2 separate regions of the Homo sapiens genome follow, and region 2 is linked to region 1. The links are chromatin loops, found by intact Hi-C in ENCODE. Cell type or tissue: Caco-2. All regions are shown on one strand. Each heading gives the region's core, and the rest is flanking DNA. Links, peaks and the distances in the headings are about the cores only.

Evidence for each region. Peaks named below come from ENCODE experiments on the same cell type or tissue, not always from the same donor. Only the 100,000 strongest peaks of a DNase experiment are listed, where the experiment ranks them.
Region 2: it touches region 1 in a loop (2.5-fold over the local background); 1 of 110 quality-filtered maps calls a loop at or near these places.

The regions. Positions count from the first base shown.
Region 1 is chr2:205,418,230-205,434,440 of GRCh38, reverse strand. The region is part of intron 19 of PARD3B (par-3 family cell polarity regulator beta); the gene reads right to left. Among named protein-coding and RNA genes, the nearest start is that of NRP2, 260 kb to the left of the region's middle. In Caco-2, for the core only: no CTCF peak of the experiment used is centred there; a DNase peak (open chromatin) is centred at 9,920.
Region 2 is chr2:205,469,885-205,486,095 of GRCh38, reverse strand. The region is part of intron 20 of PARD3B (par-3 family cell polarity regulator beta); the gene reads right to left. Among named protein-coding and RNA genes, the nearest start is that of NRP2, 200 kb to the left of the region's middle. In Caco-2, for the core only: no CTCF peak of the experiment used is centred there; a DNase peak (open chromatin) is centred at 8,618.

The DNA.
Region 1 (16,211 bases), core at 7,305-12,304:
CTCCTTGAATGCGTCACGAGTGTTCTTCCTGCTAATATTTGGTTGACAGATTAATTTATTCAATATTTTACTGACATTATACTATATACTAGCAAAAAATAGTCTCTGACTTACTATCAAGGGAGACATAAACAAGTAATTATCATTCAATGAAAAAATAAATAATAACTAGAAATGCCTAATAGGCAAATGAAAAATGTATCATACATCATCAGGGAAATGCAAATTAAAACTACAATGAGATGTCCTTACTAAAGTGTAAAAGAATGACAAAAACAAATGTTGGAAAGGATATGGAGCATCCAGAACATTCACACACTGCTGGTGGAAGTATAAAATGGCATAATCCCTTTTGGAAAAGGTCTAGGAGTTCTTTCAAAACTAGACTTTCACTGATGTTAGGACCCAGTGATTCACCTCAGGTGAATTGAAAAAAGAAATGACGACATATGTTTACCAAAAATCCACGAAGAGTGTTCAGTAGCAGCTTTATTCATCATAGCAAAAATTAGACATAAAATTCAGCTGTTTATCACCAGGAGAATGGATAATCAAACTATGGTTTATGCACACAACAGAAGATAAATCAGCAATAACAAGAAATAAACTACAAAAATAGCCAACAGCAGGGATGAATCTTAAAATTATCATCCTTAGTGAAAGAAGTTGGACAGAAAAAAGGATTTACTATATACTATATAATTCCATTTGTAAGCAATTCTAGATCAGGCTTTTACCTATGAATGGGAAAAAGTATGAGGGAACATCCATGGGTGCTAGAAATGTTCTGTAATTTGACATACATTCATTAAAAGAGAAAAGAGAATATTACTCTGTTTTCAAAGAGCTAAGCATTTCACTTTATGTAAATTATACCTCAATTTACCTTTTTTTTTTTTTTTTTTTTTGACACAGAGTCTTGCTCTTGTTGCCCAGGCTGGAGTGCAGTGGCGTGATCTCAGCTCACTGCAACCTCCACTGCCCGGGTTCAGGTGATTCTCCTGCCTCAGCCTCCTGTGTAGCTGGGATTACAGGTGCCTGTCACCATGCCTGGCTAATTTTGTACTTTTAGTAGAGAAGGGGTTTTGCCATATTGGCCAGGCTGGTCTCGAACTCCTGACCTCAGGTGATCCACCTGCCTTGGCCTCCCAAAGTGCTGGGATTATAGGCATGAGCCACCGTGCCCAGCCTATATCTCAATTTAAAAAGAAAACACAAAAAGAAAAGGCAAAAATGCTGATTATACTACTTATACCTTTTATAAACTAACAAATTTAGATTCATTATTTATAAATTGAGTTATATATAATTCTCTTTTAAATGCATTATCTAAAAGCAGTTATTATAACAAATTAACAGAATACAATTGCTGGGAAAATATTTAAATTCCTTAAGCAAACACACCCCTTCTCAAGCAACCAAAACACTTCCAAAATTTTTTGAATGATGAATGCAGAAACTTGTAATAGATGTAAAACAAGCTGTCTAGTCTTTAGAGGAGGTATTTATGAATCAATAAGAATGATTTGTATTGTCAACATCAAAGGCTGGCCTACAAATTGGTACTTTATGAAAAAATATGTTTTTAGTAAGTAGTATAGGGGAAAGTGAAACAGGAAGAGGTAGTAGGAGTTTTTGAAGGGAGTTTACATTATTAAATATATATTATTAAATACAGCAGCTACTAGCTACACATGGATACTGAACTCTTGAAGTGTGAGTAGTATGACCAAGGTACAAAATTTTAATTAATTAAAGTTTAAATAAATTAATTTTATTTAAAGGCACTAAATTTACTTAAAGGAAAGGCACTACTGAAAATATAAAATAAAAGGCTTGAAGAAGAAGAAAATAATTAAACTATACAGATAACAGGAGAAGAGTGTTCCAGGTAGAGAGACAGCAGATATAAAGCCCCTGAGGCAGGCATGTGCTAAAAACAGCAAGGCCAGTGTGAGGGAGTGAGAATTTGGAGGAGGCCAGAGAGGAAGCAGGGACTTAGGGCAAACAGGGCCTGGAGGTCCATGGTAGAGTTCGGTTTTTACTCTCAGTGAGGTGGGAAGCAAACTAGAGGTTGCGAGCAGTGAAGTAATAGGCTCTGACTTACATGGTAAAGGGCTCTCTGACTGCTTTGTTGAGAACAGAGTGAAGTGGGCATTTCTGGGTGAGAGAAAAACTGTGGAGAACAGTTAGGGGGTTATTACAATAAGCCAGGTGAGGGAAGGTGGTGGTTGTCCATACAGGTGTATCACTGGAGATGGTAAGAAGCAATTGGATCCATGAGCTAAAAATAAAACTGGTTTAAAAACAAAATTCTGTAATTAAGACTGCCCTTCAAATGCCTCAAAATAGAAAAGTTTGCAACACACAAGAGCCCATCCTGTCCAGTATTTCATCTACCTAAAAAGATGAACTGACATCAATAATAATATTAGTGATATATTTTCTCATGATTATATAACAGTTCTCATAATGTACAGAAGTCTTAACTTTAGAGAAGAAGCAGCTGAGATTAGAGAGGCTACACACTTTGCCTGACAGCTAACATTTACTAAATGGTAGGAATTGAATTATTGAATTCTGTTGAGGTGTTTGTCTTCAACATTAATGTTTCTTTCATTTATGTTAGATTATAAATAATCTAAACATGATCACATTTTAAAAATTGATGTGGCCAGTCGCGGTGGCTCACGTCTGTAATCCCAGGACTTTGGGAGGCCGAGGTGGGCAGATCACGAGGTCAGGAGATCGAGACCATCCTGGCCAACATAGTGAAACCCCGTCTCTACTAAAAATACAAAAAATTAGCTGAGCGTGGTGGTAGACGCCTATAGTCCCAGCTACTCGGGAGGCTGAGGCAGGAGAATGGCAAGAACCGGGGAGGCAGAGCTTGCGGTGAGCAGAGATAGCGCCACTGCACTCAAGCCTGGACAACAGTGCAAGACTCTGTCTCAAAAAAAAAAAATTGATATAATGAAAACTTTCAGATATCCAAAAGTAGGATAATAGCACAATGAGCTCCCATATACGTTTCATTTCTGTATTCAATAATTATCAAGTTTCGGGCTGGGCATGGTGGCTCATGCCTGTAATCCCAGCACTTTGGGAGGCAAAGATGGGCAGATCACTTGAGGTCAGGAGTTCAAGACCAGCCTGGCCAACATGGTGAAACCCCATCTCTACTAAAAACACAACAATTAGCAGGGTGTGGTGGCACATGCCTATAATCCCAGCTACTTGGGAGGCTGAGGCACGAGAATTGCTTGAACCTGGAAGGTGGAGGTTGCAGTGAGCCAAGATCGTGCCATTGCACCCAGCCTGGGCAACAGAGCAAGGCTCTGTCTCTAAATGAATAAATAAATAAAATCAAGATTCTGTCATATTTTAAATATATTTTTCTATTAATTTTTTACCAAGCATTTTGAAAGTAAATCCCCCTACATACTTCCAAAGGCATATCAAAATATCATGAATGTTTTATTATGCCATTATTTCACCTAAAAATTAACAATTATTCCTTGGTATCATCTAATACTCCATAAACAAATTTTCCCAAATGCCTTAAAAATGTCTGTCTTCCCCAGATGATTTATTTGAATCAGGTTGTAAAAATGCTTGTACGTTACATTTGGTGTTCTCTTAAGTCTCATTAAATGTACTGAACTGTACTCTTTTTCCTTTTTGCTTTTTATTTTTTCCATGCCTTTGGGTTATTGCGGAAACCAAGTTGATCTTCCTGTAGTTGGTCCCATGTGCTGGATTTCTCTGTTTACTTTCTTGTGAAATGATTTAACTTATTCCTCCATCCCCCCAAATATCTTGTTTATGAAGAGTAACTTCTAGAGCAGTGCTTTCCAATAGGATTTTCCGTGATGATGGAAATGGAAATCTTCCATATCCGAGCTATCTACTACAGCAGCCGCTAGCTACACATGGATACTGAACTCTTGAAATGTGGCTAGTATGACTAAGGTACAAAATTTTAATTAAAATTTAAATGAATTAAATTTCAACGTGACTAACGTTTATCATATTGGACAGTGCATCTGGAGGCTTAGTTAGATTCAACATTTTTGAGGAGGAGTACTCTGGTAGGTTGAATGGTGGCTCCCTAAAACAGACAGTTGACCGTTAAACAACAGGGTTTGAACTACACGGGTTCACTTATACACAGCTTTCTTTCAACTAAACCCGGATAAATATGGTACTTGTGGGATAAGGAACCTGCATATATGGAGGGCAGACCTTTCATATAAGTGAGTTCTGCAGGCCCCTCACTTATATATCGAGGGAAATTGTATATCCATCTGGAATCTGTTGATGCAATCCTATTTGGATACAGGTCTCTGTACATGTAATTAAGTTTAAGATGTTGTTGTGAGATTATCTTGGATTATCCATATAGGCTCTACATCTGATGACAAATGTTCTTATAAAGGAGAAGACATAAACGGAAGAGAAGAGCCAGAGAAGGCAATGTGAAGGCAGAGGCAGAAATTGGAGCCATGTGTCTATAAGCTAAGAAACACCCAGGATTGCTGGCAGCCAAGAAAAGCACAGAAGAAGATGGAACAGATTCTCTCTCAAAGCCTCTGGAAAGAAGCAACTCTGCTGACACCTTGATTTCAGACTTCTGGTCTCCAGAACAGTAAGAGAACAAATTTGTAGTAAAGGCACCAAGTTGATGGTAATCTGTTAAATGGCGGCCCTATGAAACCAATATAAATACCTTAAAGGAAGCACATATGCTTCAAATTGTGTCATACACAAAAATTTGGAAAAATGTGTATTTTTCTAAATTTAACATAACAAAGTACAGTTATATAGCTTTCATCTCTGTCTTCTCCATCCTAAATATCTGATTGTCTTTAGTAATGCTAAGGAGACAAACTGATGTCTCCATTGTAAAGTTCCCCTATCAATGTTTCATTTAATCATTTCTTTCACTGATGATGTTTGACTGAATTAATTATTTCATTAGGGGTTGCACAATGGTCATTTTTGAAGGCCATTTTAAAAATGTATTAGCTGGGATTCTTCTGCAAAGAAAATCTTTCAACAATTTTGGCATTTTGATTATGGTGAGATGTACTTAGTATTGGGAAATCTGAATAAATGCTTAAATATTTCTTTTTCACTGCTAATTTTCAGAGTCAGGAGTTAGTGTCCTAGATAGTTCCAATGGTGACAAACGAGTAGTTAGGAACATTTTTGGGGGAATACGGGATTGTGAACATAATTATAAACTTATGGTTTTTTATGTAAGTCCATAATATATAATACACATTTGTAATAACATATTTAGGATTTTTATTCAATTGCATTCCTTATACTTTTTCTTGCACATATTGTCCATATTTAGTCAAGAGACTGCATTGTATGAGCTCTTTCGTTCTTCTGGCTTAACCTTTAGCCTTTGATTGCTTCCTTGCTTTACCACAAATAAGTAGTTCCAGGTTTATGTTGAGTATCTTGTATTCCTAATTTGGAAGCAGTCATTCCTCCAAGGACCCCTTTGTTTTTAGTGGGGAATGATATCTAGAGACCACAATCTGGGCCCTAGGCGTGCTCACTGCCACTGGGTTATTATTATTTCTCAGCCTTTTCTCTGAATAGAGTTAGGAAATACATATTTCTGGGGGAAAAAAAGCCCATATGTTTATACTAATATTTCTGATTCAAATTTAACATTACAGAATTTTTACTTTTAAAATTTTAATATTGTATATTTATTCCTCCCTCCTTTAAATGCAAAATCTTGATTCTTAACACTGATATAATTATTTTTATCATATAGTTTTAAAATGATAATATCAATATTATTGTCTTAGTCCCATCAAGCTGCTATAATAAAATAGACTGGAAGCCTTATAAATAAATAATAGAAATGGATTTCTCAAAGTTCTGGAGGCTGGGAAGTCTGATAACAGGATGCCAGCATGGTTGGGTTCTGGTGAGGGCCTTCTTCCAGGATGGATTGCTGACTTCTTGCTGGATCTCTCACATGGCAGAAGAGGTGAGGCAGCTCTCTGGGGCCTCTTTTTATTTTATTTTATTTTTTGTGACAGAGTCTGGTTCTGTTGCCCAGGCAGGAATGCTACTGCATAATCTCTGCTCACTGCAACCTCTGCCTCCTGGGCTCAAGCAATCCTCCCATCTCAGCCTCCTGAGTAGCTGGGACTACAGGTGCACACCATCTGGCTAATTTTCGTAATTTTTTGTAGAGATGGGGTTTTTTCCATGTTGGCCAGGATGGTCTCAAACTCCCGAGGTCAAGCGATCAACCTGCCTTGGCCTCCCAAAGTGCTGGGATTACAGGTGTGAGCCACACTCCCAGCCTCTGGGGCCACTTTTATATGGACGCTAATCCCATTCATGAGCACTTCACTTCTCAAAGGCCCCACCTCCTAATACTATCACGCTGATGATTAGGTTTCAACATATGAATTTGCTGTGGGGAACAGAGTTGGGGGGATGGCGAAAAAAACATTCAGATCACAGCAATTACTAACAGTTTGACTACTAAAGTTTAAGATGTCTTCATTGCTCTATTTTTTTGCTAGAATATATTACACTAAATATGTATAATCAAAACGTGTATTCTAATGTCACTTGAAGTAATTCTTTTTCCTGAATGGCTATGCAACCAATTTGTTTCACAGTTAGGTTATTTATTTTCGTTTGTTTTCAGTTTTTAGGGATTGTTTTTTCCTTTTTATTTAATTTGCTATATGTAAGGCATATTTTTCAAAATTTAAATATAGCAAAATATAATATATAGCTTTCATTTCTGTCTTCTCCATCCCATGCAATATAACTATATTTGTTTCTTTAAAAAAAGCAAGCATGTTTATATATTTAGATGCCTTCTTTGTTACACAAAAGGTAGCATACTGTCCATATTTTTCTATACTTTGCTTTTTTACATAGTAATAGACAGAAGAACATTCCATATTAGCAAAGAAATCATAGACACTACAATTTCTTTAGATATCTTTCTCATTTTTAAAATGCTTCATAGTATTCTACTGTGTGGACATGCTTTTGTTTATTTAACGAGTCATGCATTTGCGAACATTTGGGTATTTCTGATTTTTTGCTATTGCAAATAATGTCATAATGAAAAATCTTGTGCAAACGTCAGTCCATATTGTTACCACTGTGGCTTTGGGAGGAATTCACAGAAGCAGGATTGCTGGGTCAAAGAGAAACACACATATACTTTTTTCTAGATTATGACAAAATTCCTTCCACATTTCTTTTATTTTGCATTGCCACCTACACTGTAAGAGGATGCCTGTTTCTCTACAGTCTCATCAACAGAGTGCATTGTCGAACTTTGGGAAATTTGATAACCATAGGTGAGAAGTCATATTTCGGTGAAGTTTTAATTAGCCTATCTCTTCTTATATGATGCTGAGTATCTTTTCATATGCTTAAGGGCCATTTTCATTTCCTCTTCTGTGAGCTGTCCATATCTTTTGCTGATTTTACTATCAGATTGCTAGCCATTTTCCCCCTTGATTTTTCAAAGGCCTTTGAATAGGAGCAATATTAGCACTTTATCTGTGGTATAAATTGCATCTATATTTTCTGATTTTCTCATTTGCATTTTATGATTCATTAAATGATTATTGATTAGTGTTTCATATTTTCTACTCCTCAAAAGCCTTAGAACATTTTGCTACTTTTCCATACTATTTCTTGATTTATTTTGTCTCATGCAGAATGTGTCCACAATAGCATAGCTCTGACTGACTTGGCCAGTGCTAGGAAGTTGTAGGCAGTGAAATTCTCTTTGTTGCTACTGTATGAACCCAAACAACAGAGTCAGAGATGAACAGAGAGTAAAGAGGAGGTTTGCTCCCTATAGTGGTAATGGTAGTCGAGGTCAGAAAAGGTTTTTCATGGAGAGCTCTGGGGTAAAAGAAGTAGTATCATTAAAAGAGATTATAAACTACCTGCTGTACAGCTTTCTTTATTGACAGCAGAGATAATTTGTCTGGCTATCATTTCTGCTTTTGTAATAGAAGCTACAATTAGGTCACTATAATTATCCTTTGTTCCAGAGAACAGGCTCAGTTTCTTCAGCTTTTCCCTATCAATGCAGTTTTAAAGCTACAAGCTGTACCTGGTCAGGAACAATGTGAGTTTACTATTATTATTATTATTAGTAGTAGTAGTATTAAAATTATTATACTGAACAGCCAATACAATGTTACATGCAATCTTTGTGATCAATGTTTCATTTTTTCAACAAAACTATTTTAACTGCATTAATATTTTTCACCATTGCCTCATTCCTCTCTGGGTGTCTATAATATTTTCTAAACGATCTCCTTCAGTACCGCCCATTTTTCTTGTCAGCCTAAACCAGATCTGACATTGTAAGGGAACTAGATTGATGGGATAATTTATCACTTTTCTTGATATAAATAAAAAAATAATACATATATTTCTGTACAGTAAATTTGACATTCTATAATACTGACATGCAAATTTTTTAATGTCATTAATTGACTCTTTGTTTATGTTTTCCTCTGTGCACACACAAATAACACGGTGAATTCTTCATGGTTTGCAGAATCCAATATGTGGATATTGTGCTTATACAGTCCATGGTTTGCCAAAGATCATGGAGCAAAGGGCATGTTGATGTTCTTTTTCTCTAAATCCTAAATGCTCATTAAAGTAAGTCAAGGCAGTAGAGTTTGGGAAGCTTCTGAGAGTCAGGCGTGGACTCAGAACATCCTAATTCTAGAGAATCCTGAAAAGTTAACTGGTTCTTTGTCTAGGTGGGATGACCACAGAAAAGACTTCCATATCCTACATGGCCTGGAACCAAGCACATTCCCCAAATCAAATGTTGTTGTTTTTTTTTTTTTTTTTTACACCGAGTCTATTTCATATTCTAAACTAATGGGATTTGCAATTCCTACCTACGAGTTGCATTTTTTACAATGCCAAATGGCAAGATCCTTGAGTATCTTTCCATTGCTACTAAACACTGCCATTTCAAGAAAACTGCCCTTGAAGGCTCTCCAACTATTGCAATTTACATTTTCCCTAAATTTATACCTTTCCCAGACCCATTAAGCCTTTCCCATTGCTAATGCACTGAGTTCCTGTAATTTCTATTCTCATAATGTAGACAAGTTTCTCAGAAATGCTTAGTAAACATTTTTAGCTTTCCTTAGAAAATTAGCCCCAAAGAGAGGTGGGGATGTGACGGGGAACAACCTACAGAGTGCTTATGATATTCTCTGATAACAACTAATTCCTTTATAACAATCCTAGACAGTCCCCCTACAAAAGGTGTCATTAGTGTTGAAGACATTAAATGATGTTCCCTAGGCTGCTGGCCAAACTAACACTGAAGAAAGAGCTGTAAGAATCTGCCCCTGGGGGAGCCCTGCCGGTTGGATAAAATTTGTAACTTGTTGATGTGCTTTATTCTTATTGCTAATGACATTTGTAAGTGGCAAGAAGTAGCCTTTATTTTATTTATATTCTCCCAGTTTATATTTGCCCACTTTTTGTAGCACAGACCAAAGCAGAAAGCAAACTAAGTTTTCTGTATTAAAATTTTCTGGAGCACAGCATTGTTTAACCCTAGGGACTGCCAAGGGTTATACCTGAAAACTAAACGACAGGCCCTCGGTGCTTATCATTATCTGGAAAAGAATGAGGATCAACCCCTTCTGTTGAATGTCTGGGGTATTGTAAGCTACATAAACTTCCTGAAGAGGAAACAGGAAAAATAAAGAGAATAAAAGGAAACTAACTACATTTCCTTTCCTTTCCCTTTAAACCTTTCTTTTCTTTCCATTCTGTCACCTGGAATTTCACACCTGGCTGGTGCACTCCTGGACAAGTCTTTGATCTTTATCTCTCAAAGCCGACTCACATAAAAATGTGCTGAAGCATGGGGATCACGGCTGTCCACACAGCATGTGCTGCTCTATTTCCTTTGTTTTCTTGGCCCTAAATGCCACACTTCCCAAGGCCCTGGACACTCATCCCCAGGTTACATAGAGTCTTCATTAAATGAACTCTGGGATCATGAAAAGCTCTAGAAGTACCACCGACTTCCACAGAGCCCGGAAAAACCACCTTAAGTATAGAACCATGACTATACCTAGGACAGGGATAAACACAGACCCTTCATACCTGAGGTTTCCATCTAGTTCAAAGGTATAGGGCACTCATATTCTGAAAAGTCACGTTCTCTGCATCATAGAGAGTTTAAAAAGACACAGAGGGTACAGTCTTTTCCCTCCTATCCAACTCACGCAGAAGGCTTTAAACAGGTCAGCAAAAATATTGTATTCAACTACAGTATTTTCTTTTTTAAAAACTTTTAAGTTCAGGGGTACAAGTGCAGGTTTGTTAAATAGATAAATCTGTGTTATGGGCCTTTGTAGTACAGATTATTCCATCATCCAGGTATGAAGCCTAGTACCCATAAGCTATTTTTCCTGATCCCCTCCCTCCTCCTATCCTCCATCTTCCAAAAGGCCCCAGTGTGTGTTGTTCCCCTCTATGTGTTCTCATCATTTAGTTCCCACTTATAAGTGAGAATATGTGGTATTTGGTTTTCTGTTCTGGTGTTAGTTTGCTAAGGATAATGGCCTCCATTTCCATCCATGTCCTTGCAAAGGACACGATCCTGTTCTTTTTTATGGCTGCAGAGTATTCCACGGTGTATAGGTATCACATTTTCTTTATCCAGTCTACCACTGATGGGCATTTATGTTGATTCCATGTTGTGAATATTATTCCATGTCGTGAACCCTATTGTGAATAGGGTTGCAATGAACATATGTAAACCACAGTATTTTCTATGGTGCTTATTAGGCTTGCCATTTTTGGCTTCTTAAGATGGGACTTTGTTCTGGAGAAACCATATAGAATATTCTCACATGTCCAGGCATATGCCAAGAAATGGGGCATGTCAGCCAATTTGGTTTGATTCCAACATTTATTGAGTATTTACTAAGTACTTAGAACTGCACTAGGCTAGATGAAAAGGACCAGGGACACATGAGTATCAGGTGAAAGAACCACAGGCTTGTCCGTCAGGTCTGCAAACTAAGGTCCCCTCCTACCTCCAAAAGGATAGTGATAGGGTCTTCCTTAACAGGGGTCCAAGCCTGAGGTGAGCATCCTCATCATCTGGTCTTCCTCCCTCTACCGCATGCACACTGAGGACACAGCACTGGCTGGGCCAACATTTGCCTTAGGCAATCGCCGCTCAGCAACCATCAGAGAAGGTCCAACAAGCTAATCCAGATGATGTCTGCTGTGTCTATGGTGATTCTGTCAGACTGTTGTGCAGTTAGGGCACAAGATGACTACCAGGAATGACCTCATTCCTACTCCACTGGATGTCGAGGAGAAAGGTTCTACCATGGCCATCAGTTCAAACCTGGGTGTCAAGGAGTATGAAGGAGGCTTTTATAGACGACCATATGCTACTTGCACATAGTTTTGAGAACTACAATGAGGATGTTTCATTTGTTAGGATAGGCAATGACTGTTTGTCCATGGGAGCCTACTGTCTGATCTACCCTCACTGTCCCTTCACCAAGCTATTCTTTTCAGGGCCTATTCTCAGTCCTGACCATGGCATTCCATCACTCAGCTGGCTCCCTATTCCTTGGCCTACCTAGTGGCCCTTTGCTCCAGGTTTTGCCTATAATTACCATAGGAAATCTCTTCATGTTTGAAAAGAGACTTGTTTTATCTCCTATGGGAACTGCAAATTGCTAATGGATCCATAAAATGTTGGAAAAAAGGGAAGAATTGGCATTTTTTTTATTGTGGTTAGCAGGGTACTGCAGAGGTCTAAGTTTTAGATGTGGGGAAACATCCTTCAATTACCTGCATGACTAAGATTTAGATTTTATTCAGGCTCTATGTAACCACAGTAAGGAAACATACTTTTTAAGAGGGAGGCAAGGTGTGGCCAGATAGCTCCCTTCATGGAGAATCTAGTCATTAAACAGCAGCCCAGACAATCTCTTAAACAGTAAATATTTAACTGTTTCTCTGCTTATAACACTTTCATGTCTTCCTTTAACACTTAGATAAAATCTAAGCTCCCTACGATGATCTGTGACGCTATCCACTCGGTCACCGCCTCCTCTGTGACTCTGGCTTATGCCACGCTCTCCCTTAGTTATTCAACTCCAATTACAAAGCTTTATTTGCCTCAGGCCTGATTAGCTCTTGCAGTTCTTTCTGTCTGAAATCGACTTCTTGTGACTGGCTCATCGCTGAGATTGAATCTTGGCATCTTAGGCATTCTTCCCAGCCCCATCTTTCTATCACATTGCTCTAGTTTATTTTCTTCATACTCCTATCATTACTTGATTTTATCTTTTTTATTTATCTGTTTACAAGAATGGAATCTTCATGGAAGCAGCGTCCTTGTTTGACTTGTCTATTGATAGAACTCCAATATCTAGCACAGTGCCTGGCAGACAGTAGGCACTCAATAATGTGATGATGGAAACAGACAAAGCAAGGTCTGAGAGAGAAGGCCAAGTGACAACGGAAGCAGAGATTGGAGAGATGCACTTTAAAAATGGCAGAAGGAGCCATGAGCCAGGAACATAGGCAGCCAAGTAAAAGCCAATGACAATGAGTCTGCAAAAGGAATCAGCTCAGTTGACATCTTGACTCTAGCTCAGTGAAACTAACTTCAGAATTATGGCCTCCAAAACGTTAAGAGAATAAATTTATGTTGTTTTATGATACCAAGTATGTGGTAATTTGTTACAGCAGCAATAGAAGACTAATGCTGATTATGAATGAATGGAACTGATGATGAGACCTAAAGAGAAGTATTTAGGTATGCACTATTTTCATTCACAGCCTTGGTCAATATGTCATTGCTCATCTTTCCTGCAATGTGGAAATATGAAAGATGAAACCTCAGACCCTATAACATATGAAGAGAAAAAACAAATTCTGGCAGCTTTTCTACTGTGTGTCTTGAGGAGATTAAAAATGGAATACAGTGGAACACAGGAGAGGAAACCCACATAAATGGCTCTAAATGTTAAACATAACAATTATATTGGAGACATTGCAATGTGCCTGCATTGTGTAGGCACAGCACCACACAAACTGGTCCCGGCAGCTGACATCTGTAGTGCAAGAAATGGCCACCTAGAGGAGAATAGTGAGTCTAAAACAGATGATGTTAGGCCTTTCTTTCCTAAACAAAGATATCGTCTTATCATCTCCCAATATACAGCACATATTTTCTTTTCCGTTTTTTTTGTTTTGTTTTTTTTGTTTTTTGAGATGGAGTCTTGCTCTGTTACCAGGCTGGAGTGTAGTGGCATGACCTTGGCTCACTCCCTCCGGGTTCAAGTGATTCTCCTGCCTTGGCCCCCCGAGTAGCTGGGACTATGGGCACGCCCCACCACATCCAGCTAATTTTTGTATTTTTAGTAGAGATGGGGTTTCACCATGTTGGTCAGGATGGTCTTGATCTCTTGACCTTATGATCTGCCCGCCTGGGCCTCTCAAAGTGATGGGATTACAGCGTGAGCCACAGCACCCAGCCTCTTTTGCATTTTTCATAAGGCAAAACTTGAAAATGAGCAGCAATCTATTCATTCTCTCTCTTAGAAAATTTACGGTGACCTGCTTGCAAATAATACAAGGGAAGTATCCCAGAAGAGGCTCTTGGTTCATTAAAATAATCAGCATATTCCAATATGCATTCATCCCTGAAATAATAACAATTCACTTTCAATAAATTAATTATGGTTTTAATGAGCAAAATTTACATTTATATTTCTGCCTTAAGATCTTCATGGGAGGCAGCATCCTCCTCACCCAGACAGTTCCACTGAAGCAAAGCCTTTTTCAGAGTAGACCTGCAGGTGTTGATGGATATGTGAACACTCTGCTATTTCAGAAATGGAAAAGCAAGGTGATGTAGGGAGCCAGACAGCCTGGGATGGAAACTGAGCTCTGCCACTTTCTAATTTTGTACCACGGACAAATTATTTAACCTTTCTGTCACCTGCAAATGAGAGATATAATAGTACCTGCCCCAAAGGAAAAAGGCTAAATGACCTAATACTACTAAAGCTATTAGAAGAGTGTGGCTGGCACGTACATAGCAATTGTTAGGAATAACAGTAACAGTTATCCACATCTGAGACAGGGGAGATGAGAGAGCAGAGAACAGAGATACTTATGCAGTCTTCACATGCACACACCACTAATAGCTCTTGAAAAGCATAAACACAGCTTCTTTTAGCTCCTTCTCAATTCCACCTGGAACCCTAGACAGAGAGTAGATACTTTTAATCAATGCTGTATAACCTGGATTGGCCAGAATGCTCAGGGGACCAGGTGTGTTACGGTTAATTGAATTTTCTGCTTGATTGAGAGTAAAGCAGCAAATGCTTTTGGTTCGAATCTCTTGGCCGCAAATCTTTCGAAAATATATGAATCCTTTAATTTGCTTTAGCCACATTCACTGAACAGATTTTTTTTTGAAGAGGGAGGGACATCATTTGAAGACCATCCTTCTCCACTGCAGTTTTCATCCTGTAACCCTTGAGGTATGGAGGAATCACAATGAAGTAACTAAATATTAGCTGTGACCTGACCTCATCCATTTAATCCACATTTCTGAGAGTCTACTATGTGCCTGGCACTGGGAAGCATTTCTTATTTCTTCCTGATTCTCCCCTTTCCCCGTTTCCCTCCTGGCTAGTGGAGTGTTCAGAAGAGACTGCAGATTAATGAAGTTTTGGGATAATTACTAACTTGAGAAGTTTAAAGAGTAAGTGACTTGTATGTAATATGGAACTTGTTTTTTTCTGGCAGTCTGGGGTCTGCCTTATCTATGTCAATAGATGGGGGAAAACTGACCTTTGGTCACCCTAGTTGGCCTCTTCAGTTTTTCAAAACTGTAAAGAAAGTTCAATTTGCTCCACCATTTTTTACTATGGTGCTTGTATTAGTCTGTTTTCACACTGCTGATAATGACATACCTAAGACTGAGTGATTTATAAAGAAAAAGAGGTTTAATAGATTCACAGTTTTACATGGCTAGTGGGGGCCTCACATCATGGCGAAGGCAAGAAGGAACAAGTCACATCTTACATGGATGGTGGCCAGCAAAGAGAGAGAACTTGTGCAGGGAACTCCTCCTCTTTATAAAACCATCAGATCTTGTGAGACTTACTCACTATCACGAGAACAGCACAGGAAAGACCCACCCCCATGATTCAAATACCTCCCACTGGGTCCCTCCCATGACCCATGGGAATTGTGGGAGCTGCAATTCAAGATGAGATTTGGGTGGGGAGAGAGCCAAACCATATCAGTGCTGTATTACTGTATGTATATATATTACATAGTACTATATACAAATGAATAGTTTGTAACCCACTTATAAGTATAGAAATATTTTGGCCAAACATTCTAGGCTACTAAGATTATAGTTTATAGTTTAAAATATTTAAATAAATTTTGTATGTATCTGCAGAATATTCAGTAATATAAATTTATGACCCAAAGTTATCTGCCTGTCTCAACTGCTATTTTCCCAGAAAGTTTTGCCCTAAACTTTTTACTATATTCTGTCAGCTTTAGAGAAAGAAACTATAATGGAAAACACCCTGATTGCTTGGAAAATCCCTTAGATTTTAAATGAAAATTTTCCCTGAGTCTTAAATTTCTCTCTAGTCAGCAGCAAAAATATCATGTATTATTGATGGGATTAAGAATTTAAATTTTTTAAAGTCTCTTCTAATTTGCTGCACAGTTAAGTTGTACTTTATAATTGAATCTAATGATTTCATTGCAAGTGTCTGGAAATACTGGGTGATAAAGAGGGTGTGTCCTATTGTCCCAGCTACAACACTATTTTCTCATGGCTGCCTTCTCTGTGATCATATAGCATTTTTAAACCCCCTTTCAGCATTTATCATAGTTAGCTTTATTATAATTAGTGTATTGGTCTCTCTGCTCTCTCCTTAATCATGAACTTGTTGAGGGCAGGGACTAGATTGTGTTTTACGCATCTTGCCATTTCCCTCATGTGCCTAGATGCTCAATTAATATTTGCTGAATTATTGAAGAGTTCAGGCCAAAAAAATTAAAAAGTCAAAAGTGAATCATAGCAGAAGATATCTACCCAAATCCTCTAAGTGGAAAAATTTCATATAACTTCA
Region 2 (16,211 bases), core at 6,138-11,137, 53 kb before region 1:
TGTGTACATTTATTTAAGCTTTACTTATTCATAAATATTGCTGTGGCCTTAGGGATGCAAAGGTGATTAAGACCCCGACTTGACCCTCAGGGATTTCACAGTCTAGTTGGGGAGACACAGATATAAATAAATAATGACAGTGCAATGTGGCAATTATTAAGAGGAAGTATCATGAAGTATGATGAACTCCAGCAGTAGCTCAGAGCAGAGGGTGTTAACTTGGCTTGGGGAGGTCAGGAAAGGCCTATTAGAGAAGAGACAAGGATAAAGAGAGGGTGGCTGGGCATGCCAGCTGGAAGGAACACCACTTGAAATGGAGTGGCCACATGAAAGGGCACACAGTCAGGCACCGCACAAGTGTGGGGAATGTGTGGAGAAACTGGGAAATACAGCTGGTAGGACCTTAACAGCCCCATCCACCAATCTTTCTAAAGGGGATGATGCAGACCCACTGAAGAATTGCAAGTAGGGCCAGCACCACCATCCTCAGAGTTCTGCTTCATATCAAGAGAACTCTGGGAGACGCTAGCTCTCTGTAACCCCATATATCACAACCTATGGAAGGAACTAGCTGACCTCTCTGAGCTTTTCTTGTACTTAGATTTGATGATTTCTTGTGTGTGCATACAGTGCAGGCTAAATGGTTGATAAAATCATTGGCAAAAGTTCTCTATTTCAATCTCCCTACTTGTTGGCTAACGTGCCAGAGGGCCACTGGAGATGGGGGAAATGGGACATTGAAACTTTCTTTCAGTTTGAAAACTGATCATTTTCCATAACCAGAGCTCTTGTTTGACTAGTAACATCATCTGGTGATGAAGCACGATGCATCAGCAATATAATGATAAATTTCCCATTAGGAATCTGGGTCTGGCTGCCAAATCAGACAGCAAAAAGTTAAAATGAAACAAAACAAAACAAAACAAATGAAACTAGACCCATTATGGGTTGACAAAGACTTTTCCCACTGGCACTTTAAGGGAAAGTAGGCAGAGAATCTTAATTAATAAATAGCCATTGCCCCATTCAGGCGAGGTAATGGCAATGCCTGAGTATCTGCCATGGAGCAATTTGCAGCTGTCTTCTTGATCTGAACAGTGAATGAGTTGTCGAATATCAAAGAAGAAGGAAAATTAGGCACTCTGCTGCTGACAATTGAACTCTATAAATAACCCACAGTGAAAACGAATAAAAAAATGCCCTTCCTCCAGCTCTCAGTAGCCTCTCGACAGTGTGACAGTTGCTAGTTTTTTCAATAAACATGATGTCAATTATGCCTTTTACCCATCATGGTGAAGTCATGTGTGGGGAATAATTGAGTATCTTTTTTTCTGGCACTTCACATAACAATGCTTTTCCATTTTATTTATATCATACTGAGGTAAAGCAGCTGTCTGATCTGTAATCTATATGTTCCGTCAACACTATGCTTTCTGATTCCTTGCTTCGTTCCAACAGCTTTATTAGCAACAGTCTTTTAGTCAGCTCTCAATTATCTGCAGAAACAGGAGGTTTGGAAGAGCATGAAAAATAAAAACTACAGATGATTTTGAAAAAAATCTCATTTAAACCAACAACTTTAGCTTCTTTCCCAACAAGTGCTTTCCCAGAGCTGTAAATAATACCCCAATTAATTGACACGAGTTTCACATTCTTTTCCTTGCCCAGCCCCTTGTTTGGTAAAGACACTAATGAGAAGAAAAAAGGCCAAAAGGCAGGCAGGACTGGAAAAGCAGAGGGGCTACAGAGGCTCACGGAGGAAAACAGAATTTGGACATTTGAGAGTTAATGACCCAGGAAACATTTCCCTAGAGGATTTGTTGTGTTCCTAGAGGAATGTAACTTTTCAGATGAAAGGTACCAGGTATTAGTTTTACAAATGAATAAACTGAAAGCAAAAAGTTATGCTGAACACAGTTACAGAATTAATGAGTACTGACATATCCAACTAATAAAAGGAGCTTTTGGGTGACTGTCCTTGTTTCCCGAATTCTGCTATTTGCCATGAACTTTTAATATTGTCCGTGGTATTTTTCCCCCCATTTGTAGCATTAAGTGTAGTCACTCAGATGTCATTAGTTCCTCATTTGTTACAGGACTGTGTTCTTAGGAAGTACAGGCGAGGAACATGTGGAATGGCGTTGTGTTATGTTGTACATTCCATATTAAGATGAAAGGAGGTAACATGTTTTATTCGAGATAGTTTCTAACAAATAATCTCTTTTCCAAGTGTAAACAAGCCCACTGCCCCCTAGCTAGAAGCTTCCCCCCTTCCAATTCTACATAAAATATAAGCCTCAAGGTTTAAATTGAATCACTATGTTATTTCTTTATATATTTACTTTGGCATTTTTAAAAAAACTGAATACCTATTGTATATCTAAGAGAGCTTCTAAATTTATAACTTGAAAAAAAGGGAATCATTTCCTCTTCTTCAAAGATGCTTTTTAATACCGTGTCCAAAATATCTAGGGAATTGGAGGGAGAAAAAGGAGAGAGGGGAGGGAGAGCGAGGAAAGAAAAAGAGCTAATGGTCAAAATGCATCCTTATAATAAAATGAGCTGCTTAATGGATACTCACTACAGGAATAACATTAATTCAGTATTAGGACTTTCACTGGCAAAATATGAATGTAATTTATCTTTTTAACTGTCAGCTGCATTTCTAAAGCTCTGAAGTCTGTAGCTTCCAGGGGCCTTTTGTCTTTCTGCCATGGCAGGAATATCTTGGACAGCTGTAAGAGCTTTCTAAGCTATCTTTCTCAAAATCCATTAGCTAATTCAAGGAACCTAATTAGAGCTGCCATTTTGATGGAGCATACTGAATGCTCAGTACAGACTAGCAACACCATCAATGTTTATTAGAAATCACAAAACCCAAAGTGTTCCATTCCCTATGAATATTAATGGGAATACAGCAAACAAAATATTTATTAAAACATATGCTTAATCCCATCAAGGTTTACAGACAGATACTGAAAGGCAGAGAGAGAGGCATGCACTTGAATTTGAAGGCATGTGCCCATGGACACACAATGAACCGAGATTTACACTGAAGCAGCATGTAATCATTATTTGTATGCCCCTCCTACTTGTCTCCCTTGGTTTTGCACCCTGGAATTCAGCCGCTCACAGCTGGGAGGACAGATGTAAGTCCAGAGAAGTCTGAAGAAAGGGGTGGAGGGAGCTTTAAAAAAAAAGAAATAAAACAGCTGCTGACTGCCACAAATCCTTGTCAGTGGAGAAATAGATTGTTTCTCTAAAATCAGCCGCATGGTGACGTCAGTACTTTCTACCCTCATTCTAAAAGATGGTGTCACCGAATTAATCCAAGTAGCTCTTATCTAATGTGCCTACCCTGGGAGAGTTTCTACCAGGGAAGAATCCAGTGGTGCCAGAGGCTGGTTTTTATCCTGCTGCTATGCAAATCAGGCCCCCACTGCCCTTGTCAGCACAGGTGTGGATATACAATGCCCCCCACCCCCGCCTGGGGAGGCCCCAAAGATGTTGTTCCTCCTTCTCTCTCTGGAGCAACTAGGGGTCCTTTGTGATGTATTACTGTCCAGTAGCCCCTAACCGCCCCCTCCCCCTTCAAGCTATTGCCTCCTGTCTCTCTCTTTTCCTTCTCCTTTCACTAAACTTTAAAAAACAATCCTCTGCCGTCTCCTTTTGCCATCTGCCACCCTTTCTTTTGGGCAGATGACAATCCGGTTTGTACCTTCACCACTGCTAAAACTGCCCAGCAAAACTCTCCCTAACCTCTGCTGGACTAGATATGGCAGAGCAACCCTTGTGGCAAGTCTCTCTTCTTTGTTGCCTTCCTACTGCTCCAATCTAATTGTCTGTTTCTTTCACTGTCTCTTTAGCTATTCTCTAAAAGGATTCTCTAAACTTTGGAGTCTAAAGGCTCCTTGTCTATATTTTCACTCTTGGGGATACTATTTACTCCCAGCACTTTGATTATCCTATTCCCTCGCATTTCATATATTTACTTGTCCATCTATTCAACATATGATCCCCGGAGTGGCTCGCATGGGGCAGGTCCTCAACAGAGCCCGCCTGCATGAGGACACACCTCTCTAGCTGCAACATCTCATGGGAGCTCCAAAAGCCATGCTCACCCTTGCTCCACACTTGAACTTGAAATGAGCCAATGTCTTACACTCAACTTGTCCAGAAACAACCTTCTCACATTTCCATTGAAATCTTCTTTCCCTCCTATTTTCTGGACTCGTAATTGTTTCTCTGTGCTCATTAGAGATGGGAATAATGATCAGCATTAGAGCCCAGGCTCTGGAGCCAGATTGCTTGGGTTCTGGTTCTGCCACTTTCCATCTCCCTATCTTAGAGTAGTTGTGTAACCTCCTTATCTCTGAAATAAGGATAATGAGAGTAAAACCAAGTAGGGTAGTTTTGAGGAGCAAAGTGAGTTTTTATTTAAAGCAATTAGAATAGTGCCTGGTGCACAATGACTACTGGGCTCTACTATGACATTATTTGATATTATTGTTGGCTTCGTTTCTCCCATGCATCTTACATTCAGTTGGTTGTAATGATGAGCCTCTAGCACTGTGGCCTCCCCTGCATTCCTTCTTCCACGAGCCCGGTTCATAGCAGCATGGCAGCTAGTCTCTCCGCTCCTGACTCCTTCATTCTAATACATTCCCACATTAGCCTTCCAAAGATGCAACTCTGCTCATGGAATTCCCTGTGACAATAACCTCTTTGCTCTCTTTCCATTGTCGACACCACCCCAGCCTCCTGCTTTCCTTCCACTTGCAGTCCAGTCTCCAGTGAAGCTCTGATCGTTCCCTAAACTTATCCTCAGTTTCACCCACACCCTGCTCTATGCCTTTGACCACACTGCCTCTTCCACCAGTAATTCTTGCCCCTCCTTTTAAAAACAATATAATTAAGATCATATCAATTGTTTAAAAACATCCACTGCCTTGTCATCACGTTTAGCCTAATTCTCAAACCATTCCCCAGGGTCTACATGGCCCTCCCGTCACTGAACTGGCCTGTTTCCCTCTCCACCTCCTTGCTGACCTATTCTTCTCCTGTGCTCACAGAGAGATTCTTTCTCACTCTCCCCTGTTCCTTGATAGCCTAAGCTTGTCACAGCCCCAGGAGTCTGTCATTGGTGGGTCTTCCACCTAAAACACTCTGCCTCCACGTTCTCAAGGCATATTCTCCCTTGTCAGAGGTGCCTCCTCTGGCAGTTTTATCTGTAGACCCTTCAAGACAATCTCTACCTGGTTAGCCTGCTTGTTTCCTTTGTAGCAATGATCACCCCCTGAATGTATCAACTTCATTATCTATCAATTCTCACTTCTCCATGTCTGCCTTCCACCACAAGAACAGAAGGTGTTGAGAGCACGGAGCTACTAGGTCCTGTTCAGGCTGTTTTACCAGTGGCAGGGCCTACCACATGAACTAAGGAACAACTCTCTACCTGTGAAATCCTTCAAGACTCTTACAATCATTTTGCAAATATTTATTGAGCACCCACTATTCATAATCAACTGTTACAGGTCCTGGGGATATAGGAGGAATACAAGATATATAAGGTCCTTAACCACATGGGCCTTACATTTGACTGGTGGTGAGGATGGGGATGAAACAATACACAAACCAATGAAGAGAAATATCAAGCCGTGGTCAGTGCCACCAGTCACTTAAAATACAATATGATGAGAAGACAGTGACTAGGTGGCTACTTTAGATTGAATAGTCAAGAAAGTCCTCTTTCTTTTAATCTAAGGTCTGAATTACAAGTAGGAATCATCCAGAAGAATCTCCATGAAGAGTATTCTGGAGAAAACAGCTAGAGCCAAAGCCCTAATGAGGGAATGAGTGTAATCAATTAATGCAGGAGAAAGAAAGTACACAGCCGGGCACAGTGGCTCATGCCTATAATCCCAGCACTCTGGGAGGCCGAGGCGGGTGGATCATCTGAGGCCAGGAGTTCATGAAAAACCTGGTCAACATGGTGAAACCCCATCTCTACTAAAAAATACAAAAAATTAGCTGGGCATGGTGGAGGGCACCTATAATCCCAGCTACTCAGGAGGCTGAGGCAGGAGAATCGCTTGAACCTGGGAGGCAGAGGTTGCAGTGGGCTGAGATTGCACCAGTGCACTCCAGGCTGGGTGACAGAGCAAGACTCCATCTCAAAAAAAAAAAAAAAAAAAAAAAAATTGCATATGGCTGGAGCTTAATGCTCATGGAACAAAGTGGCAAGTGATGAGGTTGAACAGACAGGCAAAACTGAGATCATATGGGCTTTACAGGACTTGGACAGATCTTTGGATTTGACTCTGAGTAAAATGAGTGGACATTAGGAGATTTTAAGCCAGGAAGTAATATGATCTAACTAAAAGTTTTAGAATACATCTCTGGCTTTTCTGTGGAAGACAGAATAGAGGTTGTTGCAGAAAGGCAGGTGAGGGGTGATGGTAGACTGGCCTAGGTAATGGTCACGAAGCTGGAGAAAAATAGATGAATTCAGGTGCATTTTTTCCTAAGCACAGGCTATTCCATGAACCCTTCCTGGAGGAAAGCAGTCTTTTCTACATTGGAATTCCCTCAGTGCTTTGTACTTACATTATGGCCCTTACCTTCTGCTTTGTGGCATGGTGATCATTCATAGGTTTTATACATTTTGAGTCTTTGTCTAGTCCCCCAATAGTGGCTAAGTGATAGGAGGAATTTAATCATTCTTGTGTCTTCTGTAGACTTTGGCACAGGGCCCTCACCTAGGATGTGTTCAATAAATGAGTTTTTGTGGGAGGTGATAATAAGAAAGTGTGCAATGAAGGAGAAGTGGGAAGGAGAAGGGAGGAAATGATGGTGCCATTTAAGGATAGGGAGGCCATGTGCAAGGGCCAAAACCGCTCAACACCACCTTCATCTACTGCCTGGAGAACTTTCTTTTTCCTATTTTTCTTTCCTAGGGACATAAGCTGAACACCACAAATATATCCTTCATGACTTTGTGAGAGTGACTCTGCCATTTACACATATTCCACAGACAGTTCATTGTTTAAAGAAACGTCTACAAGTTTTTGAAATTCTTTCCATTGTAACATGTTCTTATGGCCTCCTGTTTTCGGCTGGCAATTGCTATAACATCTCAGTGCCATCAGCTCCTATAAGAATTGTCTAGCCAAGCAGTAATGTGCTTGGCTTATTAATGCTCATGGAATATATGTGTGCTGAAATGGTGTTATTAGAAAACTTTTCCATGCTTTTTCATACTAAATATAGCATGCACATTTCTAGATGAAACTGTCCGGAAACTGTGAGAACGTCCAAGCTCACACACTTTAAAAAAGGTAGGCTAGCACCATTTGCTGACCTTTAGCTTTGAATTAAATTTAGCTCCTCATCCTCATTAGAATCTGGCTGCCAAATAGCACTCTACTCTGATTAATAAAGTTTTCTAATAAGCATATCGCTTTCTAGCACTCTGCCGAGGTAGCTGAAATCTTGAGCAGGACTAAAGGGAGAACTGCCAAATGCAAATGTTACATTCCACATACGGTAAAATCGAAAACATCTCCTTATTGTTAAATGAAGCCCGGCTCTGGGTAAAAGCGAATAGACTATGACGTTAGGAATAAGATATGCTTGCTGCCCAGGAAGTCCATCCAGCAGACAATGTAGAAAACCATGAAAACCCACTCAATGTGATGCTCTAGGTTAATTTAAAATTCAACAACCTACATTTTGAAGTGCTCTCATTAATATTTTCAGGAGAAACTGGTTGGGCCTAGTAAAGGAAATTACGGACTAGGGAGGAGAGACACACAGACAGGTTTTCAGGGTAATGGGGGCGCCCCTAGTGACCACCCATTGCCTCCAGGCTGATGCCAGAAATTCAGCCTCAGTTTACTTCAAGGCTTTACTCTTCGCTGAAGTACAGACAGTGCTAGGTAGCCATAGACACCATTCATTGCACGTGAATTAATACTTTGTGGACAAGAGGTAATGCCAGGAGGGAAAGCTACAGATCATGAGGACCTTGATGTCCTGGTAGAAGGTTGGATGAAGTGGAGTGGGGCTTCCCCAATTAAACCTCTCCTTGCTCCGTGTCCTTCTCCAAGGCTAGCCCTGGGTTGGGATGTTGATGGTACTAAAGACCAATCACCCATCACCAAAATAAATTTACTAAGTGCCTACTGCATGTAGAGTGTTGGCCTTTGTGCCAAGGTTAGAGAAGAAAATTCAGAAACTTCACTAAAGAAACCAAAAAGCTTTATCCAAGCACATGATTTCCCTTTCTGTCTATTTCACAAACACTCTCACCTTCTTGCAAATGCTCTCACAGTTGGACAATGGTAATTCAGGGCGATAAGCAAGATATTGTTTCTCATACTGTAGGGCTGACTCTATACTGAAATCTTGGGGACAATAAAAATCAAATTCCTTCCTTTTGACTTTCCTAGACACAAGAGCAACAAAGAGAGGCTAAATCATGTGCTTATTTTTTTTTTTAACAGAGCAATGGTTCAGCAACAAGGACAGACGTCTGTTTACCTCCAGCATGCTTTTCAGCTGTAATCATTTTATTGCTTTTGTTAAAACCAACGCCTCCAATCTCTTCACAGGAGACATTTAGACATATTCCACAACTGCACACTTCAGGGCAACTGAACATCAAAGGAGGATTTGTACAGTTGAGGTATGACTCAAATTTTGTGGGAGACAGCAACTAGAGTGGCAAAGGGAGAGAGTCTATAAAAAATTCAGGAGGAATGCTTCCACACACATCTCCACTCTGCACCAAAGAGAATATTCACAGAGTTGCTGTAAAAATATACAAGCCACATTCAGAGTCCTTGTGCTTATCTGCTCACAACATATTTTAGATAATGAATTACATAATAACCAGAAGAATATTCCATGTTATATAAAGTGGGACTGGAGGTTGAAGTGCAAAAGGAAACGTTTGCAGAGTTCAGGATTAAGTCCTGCATCAGGGCTTCATGTTCAGGGTTGAAACCCCACAGTTTGAAAAACCCAAAGCCAGACATGTAGTTACTGAATTTTGTTTGAAGTGCATCTTCACATAGAATCAATTTGGAATCTACCCACAAATATAAATAGATGTAAAAACATCATTGCCATACACAAGTAACAGATGTTTTCATTACACTACCAGAATACCAAGGTGAGAAGTTAATATTTTTGAATACAAAATGTCAATGCTGTAAATATACACACACGCATACACATACACACATGAAGAAACAAAATCACATGATTAGGGGATAAATTCTTCAGCAGATGAAATTACTGTTAATAAGTGATTAACACTTATAAGTGATAAATGATTGCTGTGTAAAAGAGAAATGGTTCATGTGGGAACCAAAACTTTACTTTCAAAGTATTTTGCACACTGTAACTCATAAGAGGGTAATGCAAAATTCATTCCTGCTAAAACAAACAAACAAACAAACAAAAAAACAAACAAAAAACCCAGAAAACAAAGGGCCACAGGTAAGATCATCTAGCACAGGAATAATCATGCTATGCATATAAAACATGTTCAAACCCAACATAGACCCAGTGGATACAGCACCAGAACTTTCCAATCCACATTCACTGCTACAGTTTAGGGCTTGGAAGAGTAACAGGCTACTCAGAAATTTATGCATTAAGGGTGGTGATTGAAAACAAATGGAGTGAGAAGCCTACTTACTGTGGCTTTTCACCGGTGATTCTTTTAAGAAAAAAATGAAAAAAAGGAAACTTCACCATTCTACCTAATGTATTTCTTAGAAAAAATGTTAAATTAAGTCACTTACAGTCAAAATGAACAAATTGGAGGTCTGCCTAGGTGCACTGGTGGCTCACCCTACATGCATTCCGACAACGTGTAGTCTGGCTAAAGAGATAGCTAATTGACGACTGTTCTTTCCACTGCTTGTCCATTAGGATAAATCCAGCTTGTGGACACTGAACCTTTCAAAGACAAAGAACTGCATTAATTTTGTACTCCTAGAGCATTTAATAAATCTGACACTGTCTGGTGGTTTTCTTCATTTTTGACCACTTGACAGCGACTGTGATCACAAGTTTCAGATAATCTATTTTCCTGTGTAAAATTAACAGCAATAAAACAAGCTAAATGGAATATGACCAAATCACAGAGCTTGTCATATCATGGAGTTTCAAAAGGAATCCTGGAAGCATATTGGAGAGAACTTGTATTATGAGCATAAATTCAAACTGCTGCACCAAATCAGAGGCTTTCACTGACTATCACAACAAATATGATGCCCACTTCATTTGCAGAAGCAAACAGTATGCCTATCACCAAAGAGCAGGCTTCTGGAGTCAACGCTCCTCACACTAAATGTGCAGGACTTTTTCTTTCTTAGGCTGACATTTGTATTGAATCAAGTAAGTTCTTCTTCATAATTTTTCTTTTCTAATGGCTCTCCCCCTGCCACCATATGTATTTGCAGGGAGGAGAAAAGCAAAGGGCAGCAAAACCAGCCTTAAGTGCTTGGCAAATGATCTTCCTGAATCTGGACCACATAAATCCTATAAAATGTGACATTTCAACAATAGGCTAGAAAAGCTTTGCTCTCTGCGATGATGAAGCCCAGCTTCAAAATTTATAGTTTCATTTCAGAAATTGACTATAAAAAGAGACCGAGTTAGCTGTCTATCAAACAAGCCTGACAATAGCAAATAAGGTGTGAGCTTTCAATGTCAAATATGTATTTAATATTAAAATTCTCAGATTAAACACTGCAAAGGGGTTTCCTTTGCAACACATGCTGATGGGAGTGGTGATAGACGGGGCCTGGGTTGTCATAGCAATGTCCAGATTCTGATGTGACATTTCTTTCACAATCTACTGTGAGGCTCTTATTTTTCTAATACTGCCTATTCAAAGGGACGCTATTCTATTAGGGGAAGGGTGAGTCAATTAAAACAAGGTCCAAGTAGATATAGCTTAGTTCAGTGCATAAAAGACCTGGGTGCATAATCATTCATTTTTGTCAAGAGGGAGATAAAAGCCTGCATCCAAATACGTCTTGATAAATATACATAGATTTGTTGAGGGAGGAAACAGAAGTTGATTCAAAAAACTATTCCTCCTGGTAATGACTCACGGCTGAGGCGAGCTGAAAACTTCTAGTGGTAATTTGGAACAGGCGTGAGCTTCTATAAAAATGCTTAACCTCACTAGTAAGCTAAGAAGTTCAATGTAAAATGATACAGTACTATTTTTCATGAATCAAATTAGTAAAGGGTAAAGGAAGGAAAGTGATGATACTCAAAGTTGTCAGGAATGGGGTGAAATTAGCTATTTTCTGCATTACTGGTGGAAGCATTATTTCCTTCAATTTTTCAAGAAAATTGTTGGCAATATGTTTCAAGCCTTTGATTCATCATTTCCATTCCAGGAATCCTAAGGAAATAATTCAAGCTGTGTAGCAAAATATTTTATAAAGGTGCTTATCAGAGGGTAATTTATAACACTGAAAACTCTGAAACATCCCAAATGTCCATCATTAAGGGAAAGGTTACATAAATTAAGATACAGTTATCATGCAACCTTAAAAGCGATGGTTTCAAAGAGATTAATTGACACAGGAAAATATCACAGTATCATTGTAAAAAGGCAAAATACTCAAATGTGTATATGCATGTAAATACTATATGTGTGTGTGAGCACTATATGCATGCACAAATGATATATTTTATATGCAGTGATAAACACAGAAACAAACAAAAAACCAGAAGAAACACTGGATGAAAATACTCTAAAAAGTTAATAATAGCCAATTAAATCGTGGAATAATTAGCAATTTTATTTTTTTCTTCCTTAGCTTTTTGCTATTAAATTTAATATAGAATACTCAGAGAAAATTAAGAAAATAAAAGTATATCTTTAAATAATAAAAATATAAAAAGAAGGCAAGTAGCATTAGAACTGAACTAACCACAGTGGGACAGAAACTTGGTGCCTGTATTTTTTAACTGAGTAGTTTTAGGAAAGCTTTCTCTTCTACCAGATTCAGCATCTCTATCTTCCCTTATTACCGGGTTGTGGTGAAGATGAAATAAGAACATGTATATGACAGTGCTTTATGACCCATAATGAAACCTACCAATATGAGTTACTCTAAATTTCACATGGCAAGAAAGGTTGTCATGGGGACATAAGTGAGGTTGAAGATCAAGCTTGCAAAAGTATAATTTGGTAGCTCAGGGTGAAGTTCATTTAAACGTAACAAAGAAAAGAATATCTCCCCTTTCGTAAGACAACAGGTTGAACTGCAAGTTAAAAAAATATAAAATATATATATTTAAGGTTATATATATATATATATATATTTAGGGTTTTATATACGTGTGTGTGTATATATATATATATATATATATATACATACACACACACACACACACACACACACATATATATAACCTTATATTGGGAAACATAGAAGAAAGAAGCATTTCAGTTAGTACATGCCACCTTCCTGTTTATTTTTATTTCAGCTCTTTCCAACAATGTAAGATATCACCCATATTAATGAGTGAAACGTGCCCTACTGTCAGGCAGCAGAAAACCAGCAGTGTATAAACAATTTGGTATTGTAAAACCCTTTAATGGAGCTTAATAAGAGAGTTAACATTTAGACACAATGGGCTGAGACAAGATGTGACAGCTACCATAACACAGAATCTCATTACTTTGTTGGTTGTCTGAATCATAAATAGAATTTTAAGTTTGTTTATATTTTTCATAACGATCCATGAAAAATTAACCTATGATATGAAAGGCAGAATGCTGCAATGCGTAATATGCTAAATTTATGAAATCAGTCCCCTTTTTATTAATGGGAAAGGGAGAGTCTTCTGAGGTCTAGCAGTGGAGAATTATCATGGCAGATGTTTATGGTGGAAGACAATATGGGGACTGGATAGTGGGAAAACTATTATGAGAAACTTCCTAACCCAGAACTTTCTTTTTAGAGCTTCTTAAGAAGTTGCTAGAATTTGTAAAATTGCCAAGCTTCTAGCTCAAATGGACCACTTCAACTTCTATTTTTGGTCATTCTCTTCCTTATACTTACTTTTCTTTCCATTCATTCATTCATTCATTTATTCATTCACTTATTTATTGGTCCTCCATTGCCATTCCTTCTGTAATCCAAGTGACTACTCATTGTTCTGTTCCTTTCTGTCTGTTCCCCCCCTCTATACAACTTCCCATACTCTCATTTGTCTCCCTTCTCACTTCTCAGAACCACAGAATCCTAGGACTGGAATGGATGTCTAGAGCTTGCCTTTCCCTCTGTTATATACACTCAAGGTTGAAGACTACATAGCTTCAAATGGTGTACTACAGAACCTGAGAACTGTAAGAACCATTACTGGGCATCTTGTTTTACCCTATTTGGCTTCTGTTTCTGGGAATTGAGCATAAAGTGAGTTTTAAGAATAAAGAAGTATTATTCTTTGGGAATTTAAGAGGAGAAGTCTTGAGAGGAACAAACATGTAGAAGCCAACAATTTTTTTCAGCCCCTCTTTAATGATATAAATTATTATATGTTATATATCATTGCATATTTATATGATACAAAATAGTATTTATTATCATAAAACTCAGTATGATGGCCCCTATGTACTCTAAAAAGAAAATTTCACTGTTTTAACAATGGACAAAAATTAACTTTTTTTTACTAATTATTGAAAAAGTATGTCTTGGGTGCTAATTGTAAGAAAACTAGGACAACTTTGAAAGGCACTAAAGAGAAAGTGTGTGTGTGTGCACATGTGTGTGTCAGAGAGAGAGAAAGGGAGAGTGTGTATAAATCCAGAGACGGTTTAATTTTTCTTGACTTTCCATGACTTCATTGGTCGAGGAGACAATTCAGATGTATACGGTTTTATGCATCCTATGTTACCTTCAGAGAATAACAATATGCATTAAACTATTTACACTTTTCAAAAACCAGTACAGGAGAATGAAATCCAATTCCAAGACTGTAAAAGCATTGTTGGCTACAAGGAAGCCCAGCTAAACAAAAGAGCCCTCAAACACACTACGTGCAGACAGAAACCAGCCTTGCTCTTTTTTATTCTAAGTAAGCTGAGTGGTAAGCCCTGCTTCTCTAGGATCACTGGGTTACTGATGCTTTTGTAAAGAGGGCCTGACAACAATAGAGAATCTCCTGTCTGCTAAACACAACATGACAACTCCATTTGAAAACCATCCCTAGATATATGTTATTGCAGAAATTATCTGTGACGGTCCTGATTAAAATAGAGTTTCATGTCATGTGGCATGTAAACAGACAATAGGTTACTTTGAAAGTTACAGTTCTGACCAATTAATGGCCAAGGTATTTTCTAGTGAGTATCTCAGGTTACTGTTTTTTAGTTTAGAAAATAAAAATGAGGGCCGGGCGTGGTGGCTCATGCTTCTAATCCCAGCACTTTGGGAGGCCAAGGCAGGTGGATCACCTGAGGTCAGGAGTTTGAGACCAGCCTGGCTAACATGATGAAACCCCATCTCTACTAAAAGTACAAGAAATTAGCCAGGCGTGGTGGCGCATGCCTGTAATCCCAGCTACTCAGGAGGCTGAGGCAGGAGAAATGCTTGAACTTGGGAGGCAGAGGTTGCAGTGAGCCGAGATTGCGCCACTGCACTATAGCCTGGGCAACAAGAGTGAAACTCTGTCTCAGAAAAAAAAAAAAAAAAAAAAAAAGAAAAGTGAGTTTGCACTGATAGTGTCTTTCTTTTTTAAGCCAATGCATTTAACTTAAGAAAAGACATCTAGATATAGAAAAAGACATATAGATATATCAATATGAAAAAGTGGTACTGGTTACATAAAACTGAATGGAAGATGTTAAGCCATGTGTCTACCTATGGATCTACAATACATCTAGGAAACTGTGCCCAAGACTTTTCAGGTTACTCCCAGTATTTGAAACTCACCTGGACAACAAACTTCAACATGGATCCACTTAAAAAGACACAGCTGACCAACACTGCCAGTCACTGAATTAAAGGGTATGAACGAGGTCACAACTTGCAACTTGTCAAACATCAGACTGCAAGAATTGATTCTCCCTTCTGATGTCTGATTCACATCATTCCTGGGCTTGAAAACTCACTTTGTTTTAAACTTGAAACACACGTGAAACACTTGAAAACACACTTTGTTTTAAAGTATCCTTCCATGTCTACTTGTCTGTAATGGGCCAGGGTGCTGTTTAAGAGCTTCCCTATGATTCTATTGTAAACTCCATAGAATTTTTCCTAATAGAGTCAAACATGACTTTCTCTGCCCTGTCTCACAGAGGATCCTATCCAACTCCTAGGGGCAGTGGCCACATCTGTTTGAAACCTCATTACGTTTTACAGATCTTCAGTAGTTTCTAAGCCAGAGGATCTAAGTGGGAGACAGGGTTGCCCTGGAAATGCTGATAGTGACCTGCCTGTATGCCTTTATTCCATGATCCTTACAAATCTTATAACTTAAATTCTCATTATCTAGACAGGACAACCTGAATGGACAAAAGAGATCTGATGCGAGTTTAGGGAGATTCAGGAGAAATGCTCTAACTCCTGAAATCTGGGGTTAAGCTTAAATACTCCTGCAGGGGTGAGCAGAGGGAGTCATCTGACAGTGGATACATGGGCACTGTGGTTAACAAAGAAATTGGTGAAGAGGTCTGAAGACAGTCAGAAAAGCCGAGTTCAACAGGAGCTAAGAGGGTTGTGAAACAAATGATAATGACATTAAAGATTTAATTGTGAAAGCTACTTTGAAGAGGAATGAGAAAGGCTAGGGCACTGCTGGGAGGGGATGCTTTGACATGGTAACAGTGCCAGAGAAAAGGCAGAGCAACCTGAACTCCTATTTTGCTTCCATTAAAGAATTGCAGAACCATATAATTTTGGAACTGGAAAAAAAATGCTGAGATCACTTAGTTCCACCCTGTGTGTCTGTAGGTGAGGAAAGATGCACACAGACATTAAGTGACTCACCTGACATCTCCATCAATGGAAAGCAGGAGAGAGGCCAAAAAGAAAAGGATAGTGGGAGGAAGAAAGAAAATGCATGATCCAGGATTCTTTAAAGTCACCCTGCTTACTGGTACTTACAAATTATATTCAAGGTACTGAAAGAGCTGGAAGGTATACTCGTGGATGCGTAGTCAGCATGGT